Linked DNA regions of Homo sapiens: region 1 is linked to region 2. Evidence: chromatin loops called from intact Hi-C (ENCODE). Cell type or tissue: spleen. All regions are shown on one strand. Region 1 overlaps LOC102723340 (a long non-coding RNA gene). Region 2 overlaps CCDC38 (coiled-coil domain containing 38).

Region 1 (2,500 bases), 77 kb after region 2:
AATTCTCAGAAGGAGACCTTACTTCCTACATCTGTGAGAAAACTGAGGACTGCACATGTGAACCACCTTAACCTTCTGCCCCACCCCCCCCCATTCATTCCTTGACTCATTTAACAAATATTTTTTCAACACCTGTTATGTAACAAGCTCTATGCGAGGTGCTGGGGATGAAATAAATAACAAACACGCTCTACATTCATGAGGCTTACTGTCTGGTGATGGATAAAGCTGTATAAAGATGACTAATAAGAGGTCTAACTATCTTCATGCTGCAAAACAACCCAAACTACTGCATGCTCCAGTTGACTGTCACTGCCGAGACCAGCTTCTGAGTAATTTCAGCCCAGGCATCAGACTAGTGAGGGAAGGAGCTTCCAGGTGATACCACCTCCCAGCCATGTAAGTCACCCCCAGCAGTTTGAGGATTCTAAACTCAGGCCCTACGCATTGTGGAGCAGAGTCTTCCTTGTTATTCTTTCTCCAGAAACGCACTTTCCAACTTCCTTTGCCTGTCTAGATCTTTCTTACTCCTTAAGCCTGTTTAGGCCTTTTCTTCTCCAGGAAGCATTCCCTAAATTCTTCAGTTGGGTTAAGTGGCCCTTCTCTGGGATGCCTTAGCATAGCTCTTCTTTAGTATTATCTAGGAAATTACTTGTCTGTGTTCATCCATAATTATGTATATATCCGATCTGGCACAAAGACATTTAGCATATGCTTACTAGCTGAACTGAAGAAATGTGAACTGCACCGAGCTGGCCCCTAGGTAAACCAGCAAGCAGGATTAAGTTTGTCTTTAGCGCCCTCTACCTTCTTCACAGCACCCTTCCATGCCACCCTTCAAGCATCCCTTGTCACAATTCACTTTCAGTATCACTAAGTGATAACTAAAAACGACATTAACTTACAGCTTGTCTTGTAAGCTCATAGGGCAGAAGCCTTAAAGAGCAGTATTTGGGTAAATGGATTTGCTAAAGTCTAATCTTAGAACATGATCTTATGCCAGTGATTTGAGCTGAACTCCCTTCTCTGTATTCTTGGCAAGGAAGGCAAGGGAGAGCAGAGCCTGGAGAAAGAATCACACTGCAGCATAGATAAGTGACCAAGAGGACAGAACGAGGCGGGTGGATTGCTTGAGCCCAGGAGTTCGAGACCAGCCTGGGCAACATGGCCAAACTCTTTCTCTACAAAACAAAAATTAGCCAGACATGGTGGTGCATGCCTGTAGTCTCAGCTACTCCAGAGGCTGAGGTGGGAGGATGGCTTGAACCCAGAGGCTGATGCTGCAGTGAGCTATGGTCATGCCACTGCACTCCAGCCTGGGCGACAGAGTGAGACCCTGTCTCAAAACAAAACAAAACAAAAACTGCTAGGGAGAGTGAGAGCCAGGGAAAAGTCAGGATTCCGGGAATAGGCAGGAATATGTCTCTTCCATACCTGTCCCACCTTGGGTGTTCACTCCTATTGTAACTTTAGTCACTGCATTAGCACTTTGAGGGGTTATTTGGTCAGGACACCGCTCCCCACCCCCACCCCATGCCAACAATTATACTCTAAGACACCATTCCTCTTACACAATTTATTTGACCAGAGGTGGACCCAACCTGGGTTAGAGTCTCACCTCTGGGAATTTGGAATTGTGATAGCCTCCCCATGTGGTCAGAGCTATTTGTAACAGTAAAGCTGGAGAGTGGCCGGCCTGTACAACGTGGACTAGAGAGGCAGAGGTGAGGGACAGGAGCACTGACGGTGCTGCAGTCCTGGGCATCAGACCCCTTCTGTCCGTCCCAGGTTCTGATAATCTCCCCATACCTAGCATCCTTAAAATAATCTTCCTTTTCCCTTTTTGACTTCTGGTCACTTGGATTGCTGTTACTTGCAATCAAAGAATTCTAACACAGCTATGGTTCTAATTAATTCTAACTAATAGAGCTAATACACTAATAATTCTACCTAGTACAGCTATGTGTGCTGAGATGCCCTGGGGCACTACGTTGCATTGGCAGGGGTGCTTTGTTATGTTTGTCTTTTATTTGGTTCAAGTTATTTTGTTGTCTTTGAACAGACTGTGAGAGGGATGGGAAAGACTGGTGCTTGGGGTGGCCATCTGACCCCTGATGGACAGGAGACCAGGACAAGCCCACTGGATGAGCCGGAGGGGTCCAGGAGGAGGGAGTTGAGAGCTCCTGCTAGGGTTGACACATTCTGGTAAGGAGTTCATCTGCTGTCCACCAGGTAGGTGGTGTGCAAATACAACTAAGCATTCATGTTTAAGGTTTTTTTTTAATTTTTTATTTTTCGAGGCAGAGTCTCCATTGCCCAGGCTGGAGTGCAATGGCGCCATCTCGGCTCACTACAACCCCTGCCTCCCAGATTAAAGTGCTTATCCTCCCTCAGCCTCCTGAGTAGCTGGAATTACAGTCGTGCCTCCACGCCCAGCTAATTTTTGTATTTTTAGTAGAGACGGGGTTTCACCATGTTGGCCAGGCTGGTCTCAAACTCC
Region 2 (2,500 bases):
GTGGCAGGATGGAAATCTTGGCTTTCAAAACCAATAGTCAAGGTCAAGTGTAATTGTCTATTTTCACACTGCTATAAAGAACTTCTCTGAGACTCGGTAGTTTACAAAGGAAAGAGGTTTAATTGACTCACAGTTCTGCATAGCTGGGAAGACCTCGGGAAACTTACAATCATGGTAGAAGGCTAAGGGGAAGCAAGCACCTTCTTCACAAGGTGGCAGGAGAGAGAAGCATGAAGGAGGAACTTCCAAACATGTATAAAACCATCAGATCTTGTGAGATCTCACTCACTATCACAAGAGCATGGGGGAAAACGCCCCCATGATCCAATCACCTCTCTCCCTCAACACATGGGGATTACGGGTCCCTCCTTTGACATGTGGGGTTTATAATTTGAGATGAGATTTGGGTAGGGACACAGAGCCAAACCATATAACCAAGAATACTGGGAGCCTGGAGTTGACACCTTAAATCAGAGATAGGAAGATAGGAAGAGGATTCCTGAAGACACATTCCCCAACTCTTACCCCACATCCCATGTCCACCTCAACCTTACAAAAAGACTCCACATCCTCCCAGCAAGCAGAGGGCCTGTGAAGAAACTCAATGATTCTTGCCCCAAATCACTAGAATCATTTTGGCTCCACCCACCTCCAGATATTCTGACTTAATTTGTCAAGGAAACATCAGCACTGGAATATTTTGAGAGTCCCCCAGGTGGCTGTAATGTACATCCAGGACTAAGAGCTAGTGGACCAAAGTTTAAGGAATTAATGGACTGGAGCTTAAAGTCTACCTGAGAAGCAGCCATTTGCCCAAAGATTCAGTGTAGAAAGTGGGAGTGGCTGGGATTATAGAAACTCCAAACACATTTTTCTGTAAGTCATGAGTTAGAGAGAAAGAAAATTGCAGAGTGGAAGTCTTGGGTTCAACACAGAGTACTCTGATCATCTCCTATTCACCCTGATGGTGATGGAGTGAATCCCCCATCCTAAATACTACGAGATAGCTGAACACATGATACCCAACACTGGACATATGAGACTGAAAGCAGTTTATAAGTCATATATACTCATAGCCTGGGGGAGGAGAATGCTGCCTGCAATGCAGTGCCACATGGGAATTGCACTCAGGAGCACAGTGAATCACCAGTGGTGGGAGGCAACTTTGTAGTAACAAAAGGCTGAGGTGTCCCCTGGTCCCCACAGGAGGATGTGATTGACTTGTTTGAATAATTTCATGGCTGACAGTGCAGTGAAACCCATTAGGTTGAAGACCAGGTGGAATGCAGCTGGTCCAATTGATAGAGGAACTAGCCAGGCCGGGAGAGTTTCCTGCTAGGTGGACGTCATATTTGGCAAGAGCAAGAGGATTTATGGTTAGGCTTTTGGGGCCCTGTGAGGCTGAAATATGTCAAGGCAGCACATACAATTTTAGGCCTTAAAAACATGAAGTAGAAACAGCTGAGGGTGGGTCCAGGCAGCTAGACTCTGGGACAGCAGAAGTGTAGACGAGCAAAGCCAACAGGCTGAAGACCAGGAGGTAGCCACAGAGATTGAGGACTCAAAAGGACCTGGGGCCAGGTGCCTGTGATGGTTAATTGTGTGCGTCAACTTGACTGGGCCATGGGTTCCCAGATTAAATGTTATTTCTGGTTGTGTCTGTGAGGGTATTTCCAGGTGAGATTAGCATTTGAATTGGTGGGCTCAGTAAAGTAGACTGCCCTCATCCATGTGGGTGAGTCTCGTCCAATCTCTTGAGGGTCTGAGTAGAAAAGGCTGAGGAATTAGGAAGTAACCCCTTCTTTTCTGCCTCACTGCTTGAACTGGGACATCTCATCTCATCTTCTCCTATGCTGAGACTGGAACTCACACCATCAGTTCCCCTGCTTCTCAGGCTTTCTGAGTCTGACTGAATTACATCACCAGCTCTCCTGGGTCTCCAGCGTATAGATGGCAAATCATGGGACTTCTCAGCCTCCATAATTATATGAGCCAATTACTCATAGTAAATCTCCTTCTTATTGGTTCTGTTTTTCTGGAGAGTTCTGCCTAATACAGTGGTGTTTACAGAGTCCATGGACCTATGCCTTATATACCATCACTCCCAGGCCAGGGCTGGACCCCAGACATCCCAATATGGAGCCACTGTTGTCCTCCAGGGGATGAGTAATTAGTGGGCTGGACACCTCTTCCCCAATCAGCCTTCTCTTCTTCCAAGAGAAACTCTACAAACTTAGATTCTGCCCTATCCCAAGTGTCTTTTTTTTTTTAATTTATTATTATTATACTTTAAGTTTTAGGGTACATGTGCACAATGTGCAGGTTAGTTACATATGTATACATGTGCCATGCTGGTGTGCTGCACCCACTAACTCGTCATCTAGCATTAGGTATATCTCCCAATGCTATCCCTCCCCACTCCCCCCACTCCACAACAGTCCCCAGAGTGTGATGTTCCCCTTCCTGTGTCCATGTGTTCTCATTGTTCAATTCCCACCTA

Evidence for each region. A loop is a pair of places that touch in the nucleus more often than their neighbours do. Peaks named below come from ENCODE experiments on the same cell type or tissue, not always from the same donor. Only the 100,000 strongest peaks of a DNase experiment are listed, where the experiment ranks them.
Region 1: it touches region 2 in a loop (5-fold over the local background); 77 of 110 quality-filtered maps call a loop at or near these places.

What each region holds. Positions count from the first base shown.
Region 1 is chr12:95,998,029-96,000,528 of GRCh38, forward strand. It overlaps LOC102723340 (a long non-coding RNA gene), which reads left to right. Exons shown (of 4, transcript XR_945237.4): 2 at 303-399; 3 at 2,063-2,232. Among named protein-coding and RNA genes, the nearest start is that of HAL, 2.9 kb to the left of the region's middle. RefSeq lists enhancers at 1-217, 664-723. In spleen, CTCF peaks have their summits at 815 and 1,020; a DNase peak (open chromatin) is centred at 779; H3K4me3 peaks cover 6 bases; H3K27ac peaks cover 1,281 bases.
Region 2 is chr12:95,921,274-95,923,773 of GRCh38, forward strand. The region is part of intron 2 of CCDC38 (coiled-coil domain containing 38); the gene reads right to left. Among named protein-coding and RNA genes, the nearest start is that of CCDC38, 20 kb to the right of the region's middle. In spleen, no CTCF peak of the experiment used is centred here; no DNase peak of the experiment used is centred here.